4 separate regions of the Homo sapiens genome follow, and regions 2, 3 and 4 are each linked to region 1. A link is a contact called in ENCODE Hi-C or POLR2A ChIA-PET data. All regions are on one chromosome and are shown on one strand. The core of a region is the stretch at or near the end of the contact, and the rest is flanking DNA. Distances in the headings are between cores, read along the strand shown. Region 1 has its middle 25 kb from the start of GRIFIN. Region 2 has its middle 20 kb from the start of GNA12. Region 3 overlaps GNA12 (G protein subunit alpha 12). Region 4 overlaps GNA12 (G protein subunit alpha 12).

Region 1 (3,265 bases), core at 309-2,808:
TTGATCTACATATTCAGCACAATCCCGGCCAGGTGTGGCGGCTCATGCCTGTAATCCCAGCACTTTGGGAGGCTGAGGCAGGAGGAATTCAACCCTAAGACCAGCCTGGACAACACAGTAAAACCCCATTTCTACAAAAAAAAAAAAAAAAAAAAAGTCAGGCCTGGTAGCGCATGCCTATAGTCCTAGCTACTCAGGAGGCTGCAGCAGGAGGATCCCTTGAGCCCGGGAGGTTCTAGGCTGCAGTGGTGCGATCACAGCTCACTGCATCACTACACTCCAGCCTGGGCAACAGAGCAAGACCCTGACAAAGGGACGAGGAGGGGAGGGGAGAGGGAGGGGATGGGGGAGGGGAGGGAGGGAGTGGGGAGGGGGAGAGAAAGGAAGGAAGGAAGAAGGGGGGAAGGGAGGGAGGGAAGGGAGGGAGGAAGGAAGGAAAGAAGAAGGAAAAGAAAGAAGGAAAGAAAAAGGAAGGAAAGGGGAGGGGAGGAGAGGGGAGGGGAGGGGAGGGGAGGGGAGGGGAGGGGAGGGGAGGGGAGGGCAGGGCAGGGCAGGGCAGGGCAGGGCAGGGCAGGGCAGGGCAGGGCCGGGCAGGGGAAACTGGGGAGCCCCCGTGAGGCCGGCCCAGGGCCGGGCAGGGGAAACTGGGGAGCCCCCGTGAGGCCGGCCCCAGCTCTTCACAGCCCTGGGACTGGGTTTTCCGGCTCAGCTGTGTCATTTGCTGAGTGGCCGCTGCTTCCAGCTTCTGACCTGCGGTTGCTGCCTCCTTCCCCCGACAAGTCCTTGTGCCCCCAGAGCCACTGACTGGTGGGAAGAGATGCCACGTTCCTGCCCTTGGGGCCACCTCAGCCCACTGGACTGTGTGTGCTCGGCCACCTGTGGGGGAGGGGCTCAAAGAGTGGCCTCAGCCAGCGTGGTCCTGGCAGCGCGTCTTGGGGCTTCAGGCCTGGGGAGTCGGAGCCACTCAGCTCCTTGAGTCCCCCAGAGGGGCCCAGAGCAGTGACCCAACAGCAAGTGAGTGGTGGAGTCAGTGTGAACTTGGTTCAAACTGGAAACAGGTCGCCCTCACGGACAGTGTTTGGTGGGAGGAAGACAGCTCTGGCCAGCATGGCCAGCATGGTGCTGAGGGCGCTGTGGGGCCCAGCAGACAGGAATCACGAGGGCGTCAGAGCCTGGGTGACCAGGCCCAGCCCTGCCACGGTGCCCCCAGATCACCCAGTGCCCTCCTGGTCCAGCCGCCCAGGGGGCTGAGCAGCCACTTCCTGTGCCCCCCACGGCCTGTCCAGAACCGGGACTGTACAGCCACCCACACAGGGACCGTGTCTCAGAGGCCCGGGAGGGTGGCCTCAGGGCTGGAGGGATGCTCACTCGGGTGGCCTCAGGGCTTTCGGACCCACGGGGGACATTGCATTACCAGGTTCACATGCGCTTTGGCCGGCCACCCCATGCCCTGCGTGCAGCCGCGTTTAGCCAAGGGTGCGCCGCAGGTCGCGTTCCTGAGCCGTGGCTGCCCCCTGGTGGAAGATGCCCAGGGCCCGGCCTGCCCAGCTCCATGCAGCCCCTCCAGGAGCCCTGTGCCAGGCTGCAGGCCCAGGACTCAGAGGTGGATCCACCCGAGGGAGCTCCTCTAAATGGCCCGGCTCACACCTTCCTCGGGCAGGCACAGGTCTCACTGGTTGGGGGGAATAGTTGCGTCAGCCATTCCTGGGGCAGTGGAAGGTCTGGGGGCCACTCCCAGGGCTGCGGGACAGGCTCAGCATTGTGGCCAGAATCAAAGAGGCCCGGAAGCACCCTGCCCGGGACAGAGAGCCAAGATCCTGGAACAGGGCCAGGCGCAGTGGCTCACACCTGCAATCCTACCACTTTGGGAGGCTGAGGCAGGCAGATCACCTGAGATCAGGAGTTCGATACCAGCCTGGCCAACATGGCGAAACCCCATCTCTACTAAAAATACAAAACAGCTGGGCATGGTGGCAGGCGCCTGTAATCCCAGCTACTCAAGAGACTGAGGCAGGAGAATCGCTTGAACCCGGGAGGTGGATGTTGCAGTGAGCCGAGATCGTGCCACTGCACCTCAGCCTGGGTGACAGGGCGAGAGTCTGTCCCCCCAAAGAAAAAACCCACAAGGGGCTGAGCTGCCACCCCTGCGGGGGTCCAGGAGATGCCAGGCCAGGCTGGGGGAAGCTGAGAGCAGCCCACCTCCCCCAAGCCCTGCAGGCTTGGGCTCAGCACCGTGTGGACCTGACGGGAGTTTCCCATGATTCTGGGCTCAAAATGCTGGGTGCCTGGGAGAGGGTGGGGGGCGGTGGGACATACCAGCTTGGATGAGAGCCCTGGGCCCCAGGCGTGCACCTGTGTCCTGCTACAAAGACGGGCAGTGGGGCGGAAGCAGCCACGGGCTGAGACACTGGATGTGTGCAAGTGTGTACGTAGGTGCCTGTGTGCTGTGTATATCAGTGAGGGTGAAATGGGTATTTTCTTCCTGTTCCCCAGGGAGTGGGGGGCCCCGAGGAAATTCGGGTCATGCCGGAGATGAAGAAGCTACACTGTCACGGACGTCCGGGTGGGTCGCGTGTCTGAGACCCCACACAGGAAGGAGCTGGAAGCCTTGGGTGAGGAGGCTACAGCTCCAGGAGCTCCTGCCTGTGCCTGCCTGCCTGGAACGCTCAGAGGCATCCCCCAGCCCTGCAGGGGCCCCTTCCACTGTCCCTCCTCAGCTGGCACCCTTGTGGGAAGGTGTGGAGAGCTGCCACCTCGGCCCCAGGGAGGGAATTCTTTACGCTTTTTTTTTTTTTTCCAGATGGCGTCTCACTCTGTCGCCCAGGCTGGAGTGCAATGGCGCAATCTCGGCTCACGGCAACCTCCAACTCTCGGGTTCAAGCGATTTTCCTGCCTCAGCCTCTTGAGTAGCTGGGATTACGGGCATGTGCCACCACACCCAGCTTATTTTTGTATTTTTAGTAGAGACGGGGTTTCACCTTGTTGGCCAGGCTGGTCTCGAACTCCTGACCGCAGGTGATCCACCCGCCTCAGCCTCCCAAAGTGCTGGGATGACAGGTGTGAGCCACCGCACCCAGCCTGGTTTCTGTAGGGCAATGACCTTGAGACCTCCCCTACACACTGATACAAGGGGGTCAGGGTCTTCCGAGTCCACACTCATCTCTGCATGTGGACTGTGCTCAAGCCCCACTCCACCCACCTGAGGAAAGGACCTCTTTGCTCTCTCTGCTACCCTGGTCACAGCCAGAAGCCAGCGTGAGGCACC
Region 2 (3,265 bases), core at 421-2,920, 410 kb before region 1:
TGGAATCCGGGGCCTGAACCCCAGCATCCCCTCCCTGACACCCTACAGCTACCCATAGCCGGGGAGGTGGGGAGGTGCCGGCCCTCGGCCCACAATGCTGATCACATCTGTCTGGTTCTGAGGAGGAAATCCAGGACCTAATGAGAACAAATGGCAGCCTGGATAACTCATCTGTGGTCACAGATGAGATTTCCCCACCCGCTGCACCCCTAATTCAGCAGAGGCCATCTATGGGTTTCCTTGTGTGGCATGAGCGACACCTGGTGGTCACAGATGGGAATTTCGAGTCATGTTCTTCAGGCTGCTTGGGACACCCCACCTGGACCCCATCCCACTCTGGGCAAAGGCAAGACCACCACTGAGCTCAGGGTGCACCTGAGACTTGGCCGCAGCAAGGAGATGTAGATACAAGGATCACGTCAGAAGACGTTTCATTCATTCATTCACGTTCCCAAGCATTTAGTGAGCGCATACCAGGTATCAGGAAGAGATGAACAAAATGGTTTTATGAAGTTTGCATCCTAATGAGGAAAGCAGATAACAAGCATGTAAATATCAGATAATTCCTTACTGTTAAGTGCTGTGAGAATTCACAAGGTTCAGAAATTGAGTCAAAAATCTTTCTCAGTACCCTCAATAAGCTTCATCTCAGGCCGGGCGCAGTGGCTCACGCCTGTAATCCCAACACTTCAGGAGGCCGAGGCGGGGTGATAACTTGAGGTCAGGAGTTTGAGACCAGCCTGGCCGACAGTGAAACCCCGTCTCTACCAAAAAATAGAAAAATTAGCCAAGCGTGGTGGCACATGCCTGTAGTCACAACTACTCGGGAGGCTGAGGTGGGAGAATCATTTGAACCTAGGAGGCAGAGGTTGTAGTGAGCTGAGATCTTGCCACTGCACTCCAGCCTGGGCAACAGAGAGAGACTCTATCAAAAAAAAAAAAAGTGTAAGCCTCATCTTAGCTGAATCCCTGGACACTTACCTTGCCACAGGTCCCAGGCCCCAACCTCAGGAACTTTATATGGACTCTTGCGAAAGTGAGGCAGTGGAGTGACTGGGCAACGGATGTGGAATCAGGAAGACCTTGGGTTCCAATCCTGACTCTGCCACCTCCTAATTTTGTGGCCTTGGGCACATTACCTACCTTGTCTCAGCCTGTTTCCTCAACAGAGAAAAATGGGAATTACAACAGGACCTTATTACAGGACCTACCTCCTAGTTACAAAACTTAATGCCATAACTTACGGTCAGAAAAGTGCTTGGAGCATCTCCAGACCCAGAGAACCACTTGCAGTAAATATTAGCTGCTATTGTTATTGATATTACTATTGTGCCGACACTCCAGACCTTCTCCTCCTCCTCCTCTTCCTCCTCTTCCCCTCCCAACCCCAGAAGCCAGGAGAAAGAGGAAGGACCGCAGCCAGTCCCCCCGACCTCTCCCCTCCTTCTCCAGGGCTCTCCGGCCAAGGCTAAGCCAGCCCTTCAGTGGGGGACAAGATGAGTGCGAAATTGCATGTGAGATGGCAGTTTCAGACTCAACCAGACTGGCCTTTCTATTGCCCAGAATTACCCAAGCTGAGGCTAAGGGACAGGAAGCAGAGATTGGAAAGGGCAGGGCTGACGGGAGTGAGTCACTGGTGGGGAGAAAATGAACCACTTCCTGTGTGTTCCCACAGAGGTCAGGGCCCTCAGCAAACAGCGACAGGCTACAGGCTCGTTCTCCGGGCCTGGAGGAGGCTCGGTGCCCAGCGTCTCCGGAGGACTGGCTCTTCCCTCCGCCTGGGGAGTTTGCGGGCCCCAGACACAATCCCCAGGGAGGGGCTCGGCTCTGGACAGCCTTGGCCTCTTTCCCCAGATTTCCCCAGCACTCACACTCTCGGGAGGCTCAGGGTCTGTACTGAGAAGGGCCCTTGCTCGGCGTGGTGCTCTGCTGTGGCTGTTTTGAAATTCGTAATACTTTTTGGACAAGAGGCCCCACATTTTCATTTTGCACAAATTGTGCAGCCGGTCCTGAATCATTGCTGGCTTTCCAAGGTCACAGCCAGCAAATGGAACTAACTCCAGGGCTCCTGGTCATCTGTGCCCCCACAGATACCTTCTGGGGGTCTCTGAGGTCAGGCGCCCTCACCCTCCTCCTTCCCTGGAACACGGGCGACCACTGCCCACTTTGCCGCTGCGGCACCCTGAGCGCCGTGGCCCGTGCAGACCACCAGAGGAAGGATCCCGGGAGCCAGGACAGGGCAAGGAGGTTACTTGTTGGGGCAGAAACATGGCTACTGGTCCCCTAGGGCAGAGAAGACTGCAGGAAGTGGGGAAACCTGCCAGACAGCCACCCTGGGAGAGGAGGAAGACCTGTCATCCAGTAGCAAAAAATGCAAGTTCCGTGGTGGTCTAGCGGTTACAGGGAGGGAAAAAAATGCAAACACTTAGCGAGCACTGCCAAGGCGACCGGCATGTTCTGAGTTCATTCTCTGCATTTACCCCTTTATCTCCACCGGGTCACTTCCGTTTTACAGAATAGAAAACCAAGGGCCGGGTGCGGTGGCGCACACTTATAATCCCAGCACTTTGGGAGGCCGAGGAGGGCGCATTGTGAGGTAAGGAGTTCGAGACCAGCCTGGCCAACATAGTGAAACCCCGTCTCTACTAAAAATACAAAAATTAGCCAGGCGTGATGGCACACAACTGTAATCCCAGCTACTCAGGAGGCTGAGGCAGGGGAATTGCTCAAACCCGGGAGGTGGAGGTTGTGGTGAGCCAAGATCCTGCCACTGCACTCCAGCCTGGGCAACAGAGAGAGACTCCGTCTCGGGAAAAAAAAAAAAAGAAAACAAGGCACAGGGAGGTAAGGAAGTTGTTCAAGAGCCTACAGAGCTAGTGCCTGGCAGAGCTGGGGTCTACGCCAGGATGCACTTTGCACCCTGCCTGTTCTCCATACGTTAACTCGAATCTGTCCAATAACCGTACAGCACTTATTAGTACTGACCGATCATCTGTGATGTCTTAAGGGTAATGGGTAGAATTGTACTTCCTGGGACCTTAGCTGGGAGAGGCATAACTAGTACTGTATTAGTTGGGGGTTCTCCAGAGAAACAAAACCAGTAGGAGATTTTTTTATATGTAATTAATAAATTATGTATACACACACACACACACACACACACACACACTCTCAGCCCCTCATAGCTGCTTGTTCTGCATCTATGGATTCAATCACCCAGGGATGGAAAATATTTCTTAAAATAACAATACAACAATAAAAAATA
Region 3 (3,265 bases), core at 301-2,800, 350 kb before region 1:
GATATTGGTACCGTGTTGAATCTTCTAATTCGTGACCGTGGTATATCTATTAGATTTTGAAAATTTCTTTCCTCAACATTTTGCAGTTTTCAGCACATAAGTCCTACACATATTTTGTTAGATTTATACCTGTTTCGTTTTTTTAGTGATAGTTAGTAGTAGTACATCTTTCATTTCACTTTCCACATGTTCATTGCTAGTATATAGAAAGACAATTGAATTTCGTGTGTTGACATTATATCCTGCAACTATTCTGGATTCATTTGTTTATTCTAGGAGTTTTTTTGGTAGATTACTTTGGGATTTTCAACATAGATCATCTTTTTATCTGCAAATGGGTTTAGTTGTGTGTTTTCTTTTTTTGTGTGTCTAATCTATTTGTTTTCCCCCCTGCTTTTCCTGAGCTGTGTGATCTTTTATTTCATTTTCCTACCTTGTCGCACTGGCTAGAACTTCCAGAACCATGTTGAATAGCAGTAGCAGAAGTAGGCATCTTTGTCTTTTCCTAGTGTTGGAGGGAAAGCATTCAGTCTTTCACATTAATTATGAGGTTAGCTGTATGTTTTTTTGTCAGTGTTCTTTATCAAGTTGAAGCATTTCTCTGTTCCTAGTTTGCAAAGGTTTTTTAAAATCATGAGTGGGTGGTAAGTATTTTTTTTATCCATACATTTGTCTTTCTAGCCAGACTCTGAGTTTCTGGGGGTCAGATACTGCTTCTTAAAGTTTGTTTCCCCCACAAACAAACACACTGAACAAATGTTTGTGGATTGGTAGAACTAGGCATGGTCTCCAACGGCAGACAGACAAGGTCCTGAGGGGAAAATCAGGGAGCATCTCTAACCAGACCGTCCTGGTCAGCTGGGTCTGGAGGAGACTTTCAACTACTCTTTGGTCATCATTACGTCTGACTCAGTGGTTCAAGGCAGAAGTGGAAGTTATAGGCACCAAATTGATGCTGCAGGAGAGAGATGAAGGAGGCAGAATGGATTCATCTGCTCTGCCCTGGGTGTCAGAAATGAAGATTTTTAGGATAAGTGCCAACTAAAAATCATTAAGTTGTACACTTCAAATTGATGAGTTATATGGTACATGGATTATAGCACAGTAAAACTGTTATTTAAAAAGGAAAAAAAAAAAAAGGCCGGATGCAGTGGCTCACACCTGTAATTCCTAGTGCTTTGGAAGGCTAAGGCCAGAGGATCAGTTGAGCTCAGGAGTTTGAGACTAGCCTGGGCAATATAGTGAGACCCTGACTCTACGAAAATCTTAAAATTAGCCGGGCGTAACGAGGCATGCCTGTGGTCCCAGCTCCTTGAGAGGCTACGGGCAAGGATCACTTGAGCCCAGAAGGTCGAGATTGCAGTGAGCCATGTTCATGCCACTGCACTCCAGCCTGGGTGACAGAGCAAGACCCAGTCTCCAAAAAAGGAACATAGATAAGTGCCTAGTGAGCAGGTGACCCTGGTTTTCTCTGTCCTGGAGGATGGGATGCTGCTCTCAGCTGGCCTGAGTCCCTCAGATTGCTCTGAGATGAGAAGGCTTTTCCAGATGGACAGATGTGTACTTGATAGCCTTCTCAGGGCCCTTGACCACTCTGTATACCCCCAGTGTAGACCATACCAGAGAGTATGCAGTGTGCCCCTCAGAAGAACACAGAAGTTCTCATAAACACTGCCTTGCTGATTTCGAAACATTAGTCTAAGGATGGTGGAACAGACCTCCTAACTGCTCAGGGGGTGCTGTTTTTGCTGAGAGAATATTTTCCAAAGGCTGGCTGCATTCCCTAATACTATGTTAGTTATTTCTTCATCCCTTTGACCCTGTTGATGAGGTAAGAAGGGGCAGAACAACATTAACTTTATCTTTAACAATGAGGAAACAAGCAAAAGAATGAAAAGTAGTTTCTCATCACAAACGATGGTGACGTTAAATCTAGAACATGATCCCCTGGCTCCCGTTTTGGTGGGCGGGCTACTTGGCTTGTCGTATTTTAGTCTTTTCCTGTCTCATGACTGCTGACTGCCTGGATTTGTATGTTTTCCCACCCGTTTTAAGCTGGAAGAAGCAGTTGTATCTTTTGGAATAGAGGAGCTGCCAGATTTCAGTGATGATGACAATAGTAGCGCTGGTAGTACTCTTGGCAGTACAGTCATCTCCCGTTATCCACAGCCAGCCGCCAACGGAAAATAGGCGCGGACGGTGATACCACATTTGAGAGACAGAAGGAGAGACCATATTTACTTAACTTTCATGACAGTATATTGTTATAATTGTTGTATTTTATTATTAGCTATTATTAATCTCTTACTGTGCCTAATTCATAAATTAAATTAAACTTTAAAAACAATACAGGTAGGGCTTGGTACCGTTCAGACATCCACTGAGGGTCTTGGAACTTATGCCACGGATAAGGGGTGGAGGCTACTATAGTTGTTGTTAAAACATTGTTTTTTTGGCGGGGAGGCTGAGGCGGGCGGATCAGCTGAGGTCAGGAGTTCGAGACCAGGCTGGACAACATGGTGGAACCCCCCTCTCTACTAAAAATACAAAAATTAGCAGTCCGTGGTGGTCTGTAATCTCAGCTAAAAATAAAAAATTAGCCGGGCCTGGTGGCAGGTACCTGTAATCCTAGCTACTTAGGAGGCTGAGGCAGGAGAATTGCTTGAACCTGGGAGGCGGAGGTTGCAGTGAGCCGAGATCACTCCATTGCACTCCAGGCCAGGGCAAAAAGAGTGAAACTCCATCTAAGAAAAAAAAAAAAAAAAAAGTTGTTTTTTTACTGATACACTTCATTTTCCAGTGAAATTTTCTGAAATTGTTGCCACCTCCTCCCCGCCCAGTTGTCTTTTTTCCAGTAGCTTTGCAAATGAATGATAGCAGAAAGCAGACTTCTTTCTGTGGTGCTTATGTACATCTGTTTTCTTTTTTTTCTTTTTTCTTTTCTTTTTTTTTTTTTGAAACAGGGTCTTGCTCTGTTGCCCAGCCTAGAATATAGTGCAGCAATCATAGATAACCGTAGCCTTGACCTCCTGGGCTCAAGCAATCCTCCCCGCTCAGCTGAGACTACAGGTGTGCCACCACCAAGCCCAGCTGTTTTTAATTTGATTTAATTTTTTGTAGAAGCAGGGTCTTGCTCTGTTGCCCAGGCCGGTCTCAGACTCCTGTGTTCCAGCAGTCCTCCCTCTTTGGCCTCCCAAAGGGGAGGCTCACAGTGTGAGCCACTGCTCTCGGCCATGTGCGTCTGTCTTGGTGAGGTTATACTGCT
Region 4 (3,265 bases), core at 477-2,976, 310 kb before region 1:
CTTGACCTTCAGTTCCTCAACCTTGACATCCTAGTGTTTTCATATTTTAAAAAATACTTTTAAAACTGAGTGTTCCTGTCATTTTTATGCATTTGTGGTCATGTGACAAAGCCACTGGTGGCTTCCAGCCTACACAGCCTGCTTGGCAGGAGCAGGTGGCAGAAAGCAGGGAGCGGAGCTTTTCAAAGGACCTCAGCTGGCCGTGGGGCTCTGAGACGGGGGCGGACAATCGCATTGGACGGCATCTGCACCCGTTGCAGAAACTGCCTGGAGGGAGCGGCCCAGCCCTAAGGACAGTTTTTTTCATGGCCTTCAGTCTGTGTTTTTTCTCTTTTGCTCTTTTTAAAATTCTGAAGTGTATACATCTCTCTCCTATCCTGTATGACTACAGAAGAGGGTCTGAAAAAATAGGCACAGCGTGAAACAGCATGAACAAACACCTCTGAACCTGCCACTCAGATGAAAAACATCAACAGTAATTCATAAACCCCATGTGAGCCACTACCGCCACCCCAGCGTCACCACTATTCTAGTATTTGGCTAATTATTCCTTTCCTTTTACTTGTCTTTTTACCACCTATTCCTAAACAGTAGTAACTTACCACTTGGGCATGTTATTTAACCACTTTGTCTCAGTCTTCCCATCTGTCACATGGACAGAACAGTAATAACACACCGTGAGTATTGTGAGAATGAAGGTGATATGGGGGAGGCCCTTAGAACAGTGCAGGCACATAGGAAGTGCAAGGTAGGTGTGAGTTCTTACAGCTAGCGCTTTGTTTCCTTTTGCCTGTGTTTTAACTTCATGTAAATAAGGACAGTATAACCATTTTATGACTTATTTCTTCAGCGTTATATTTTGAGATCCATCATGGGGTTTTTATTTTTATTTTATTTATTTATTTATTTATTTATTTATTTATTTATTTATTTATTTATTTTGAGACAGTGTTTTGCTCTGTGGCCCAGGGCTGAGTGCAATGGTGTAATCTCGGCTCATTGCAACCTCCGCCCCCTGGGTTCAAGTGATTCTCCTGCCTCAGCCTCCCCAGTAGCTGGGATTACAGGCGCCCACCACCACGCCCCGCTAGTTTTTGTATTTTTAGTAGAGACGGTGTTTCACCATATCAGGAGGCTGGTCTCGAACTCCTGACCTCAGGTGATCCACCTCGGCCTCCCAGAGCGCTGGGATTATAGGCATGAGCCACCGCGCCCAGCAGAGACCCATCATGTTGATACATGCGGTGATAACCCTCTCATATCCATTCTTCTGTGGTGTTCTATTAGATGAGTAAACTGCACTTGATTATCCACTGAACCAGAGGTGGGCACTGGTGGCTTCCAGCCTAGGGCTGTGACTCTGCTGTTAGGGGCACGCTGCTACACAGGCACCAACCTCTCTAGCACAGGGGTTCCTCCAAGTGTGCTGTGGGGGCCCCCGAGACCCTTTCAGGGGTTCCCCCAGGTTCCTTGAAAGGCTCCCCTGATTAGATCAGGCCCACCAAGATCACCTCCCTTTGGCTTAGCTGAAAGTCGCCCAATCACAGGAGATACGTTCCATCACACTCCAGCTTCCTCCCACGCTGCAGGGGAAGAAATTGCACAGGGCGTGTGTCATTGAGGCTCGTCTTAGAACCCTGACAGCACAGAACACATGAAACTGCTGAGACACTGTCTGCCCTTTACACCCTCTTTCATGTGCAAGCCTGCATTGGAGCTTTTCAGAGGCCACACGACGTATGAGGATGTCATCACTTGGATGGCGAATGAGATAAGTGTTTGCAGAGCCTTGTTTTCTTAAAGTGCTAGGATTACAGTGTGAGCCACTGCACCCGGCCCTAAAGCCTTGTTTTCTTAAAAGCTCTGAGTTTTCATTTCTAATACTGTAAGCATCGATAGTTGGGGAGATGTTGAGTTTTTGGGTTTTTGTCTTTGTTTAAGAATAGGATAGTAAAAATAGAGGGGCTTTCCATAAAGAGCCTGAAGCAACAGCTGCTGACTCATCCTGTTGGTTTTGAGTTAGGGAGTGACTCATCCCCAAGCAAGAGGTTTTCCAGACATTTATTAGGTCTGTAGAGCTTGTGTTCTGTGTTAACCAGGCAGCTACATTTGCAGGGGGAGGGAAGAATCATTCCTTATTATTGCTATTCTGATGTGGGGACAGCGAACAGGAGTCAGAGAACCACTAAGCTATTAAAGGAAAAAATATTTAAGCTGCCATTTAAAAAGTCAGGTTTGAAAAAACACATGTCTTCATTGACTCAGCAAGCGTTCAGTACGTACTAAGTGCAAGAGGTCCCTGGGGCTGAGAATGTGCAGGGAAGATGACATTTTCCTTTATGCTTCATGGTTATTTTGCCCTAAGAAGTACTAAAGGTTTTTTGTTGCTGGATGAAAAGATTACCACCAATTAGCAACTTAAAACGGCACAGATGTAATGATCTCCCAATGTGCTTGGGTCAGCAGCCTGGGCATCCAGAGTTCGCCACGTGCTCTGCTCGGAACCTCGCAGGCTGGTGCACCTGGCCGCGTTCCCATCTAAGGCTTGTCATCCTTTTTCAAGCTCACTGGTACTGGCAGAGTTCATTTCCTTGCAGTCCTCTGACTGATGTCCCATTTTCTTACTAGCTGGCAGCTCCTAGGGGTGCCCTCACTTCCTTGCCACGTGGCTCCTCCTCATAACACGGCTGTGTGCTTTCTTCTAGGTCAGCAGGAGAGCACCTCTTTTAAAAGGCCCACCTGACATGGCGAAACCCTGTCTCTACTAAAACTACAAAAAATTAGCCGGGCATGGTGGCGGGCGCTGCGGTCCCAGCTACTTGGGAGGCTGAGGCAGGAGAATGGCGTGAACCCGGGAGGCAGAGCTTGCAGTGAGCCAAGATCGTGCCACTACACTCCAGCCTGGGTGACAGAGCAAGACTCCGTCTCAAAAAAAAAAAAAAAAAAAAAAAAGGCCCACCTGATTAGATCGGGCCTGCCAAGGTCACCTCCTTTTTTCCCCCGCCTTGGGACAGAGTATCGCTCTGTTGCCCAGACTGGAGTGCCACTGGCACAATCACGGTTCACTGCAGCCTCGAACTCCCCAGCTCAAGAGAACCTTCCACTTCAGCCTCCTGAGTAGCTGGAACTACAGGCATGTGCCACCACACCCGGCTACTTTTTAAATTTTTAATAGAGATGAGGTCTCACTGTGTTACCCAGACCAACCTCAAATGGCCTGGGCTCAAGGGATCCTCCCACCTTGGCATGAGCCACCATACCTGGC

Evidence for each region. A loop is a pair of places that touch in the nucleus more often than their neighbours do. ChIA-PET counts read pairs that join two places held with the same protein, here RNA polymerase II (POLR2A). Pooled maps may share reads with other maps.
Region 2: a loop to region 1 is called in a map of PC-9, with 5 times the contacts of the local background. The contact joins two enhancer-like sites. A Hi-C loop is called at or near these places in 2 of 168 maps with a recorded cell type or tissue (PC-9 and endothelial cell of umbilical vein), 2 of 37 single-sample maps with no recorded cell type and 11 of 50 pooled maps. POLR2A ChIA-PET finds 5 or more read pairs at or near these places in 2 of 52 experiments (AG04449 and activated CD4-positive, alpha-beta T cell).
Region 3: a pooled map shows a loop between it and region 1 (4-fold over the local background). The contact joins two enhancer-like sites. A Hi-C loop is called at or near these places in 2 of 50 pooled maps. POLR2A ChIA-PET finds 5 or more read pairs at or near these places in 2 of 52 experiments (PC-9 and WTC11).
Region 4: a loop to region 1 is called in a pooled map, with 4 times the contacts of the local background. The contact joins two enhancer-like sites. A Hi-C loop is called at or near these places in 2 of 50 pooled maps. POLR2A ChIA-PET finds 5 or more read pairs at or near these places in 2 of 52 experiments (CD4-positive, alpha-beta T cell and GM12878).

Annotation. Positions count from the first base shown.
Region 1 is chr7:2,449,829-2,453,093 of GRCh38, reverse strand. No RefSeq gene overlaps it. Among named protein-coding and RNA genes, the nearest start is that of GRIFIN, 25 kb to the left of the region's middle. RefSeq lists a silencer at 541-620 and enhancers at 549-1,202, 1,203-1,858. Within about 2 kb of position 1,558, at least 7 of the 41 ENCODE cell types and tissues checked have a DNase peak (open chromatin) inside an H3K27ac peak, as active enhancers do.
Region 2 is chr7:2,862,201-2,865,465 of GRCh38, reverse strand. No RefSeq gene overlaps it. Among named protein-coding and RNA genes, the nearest start is that of GNA12, 20 kb to the right of the region's middle. RefSeq lists a silencer at 771-850 and enhancers at 1,628-1,757, 2,406-3,052. Within about 2 kb of position 1,670, at least 39 of the 41 ENCODE cell types and tissues checked have a DNase peak (open chromatin) inside an H3K27ac peak, as active enhancers do.
Region 3 is chr7:2,795,319-2,798,583 of GRCh38, reverse strand. The region is part of intron 1 of GNA12 (G protein subunit alpha 12); the gene reads left to right. Among named protein-coding and RNA genes, the nearest start is that of GNA12, 47 kb to the left of the region's middle. Within about 2 kb of position 1,550, at least 19 of the 41 ENCODE cell types and tissues checked have a DNase peak (open chromatin) inside an H3K27ac peak, as active enhancers do.
Region 4 is chr7:2,756,817-2,760,081 of GRCh38, reverse strand. The region is part of intron 2 of GNA12 (G protein subunit alpha 12); the gene reads left to right. It also overlaps a transcript of AMZ1 not described here. Among named protein-coding and RNA genes, the nearest start is that of AMZ1, 70 kb to the right of the region's middle. RefSeq lists an enhancer at 1,805-2,094. Within about 2 kb of position 1,726, at least 37 of the 41 ENCODE cell types and tissues checked have a DNase peak (open chromatin) inside an H3K27ac peak, as active enhancers do.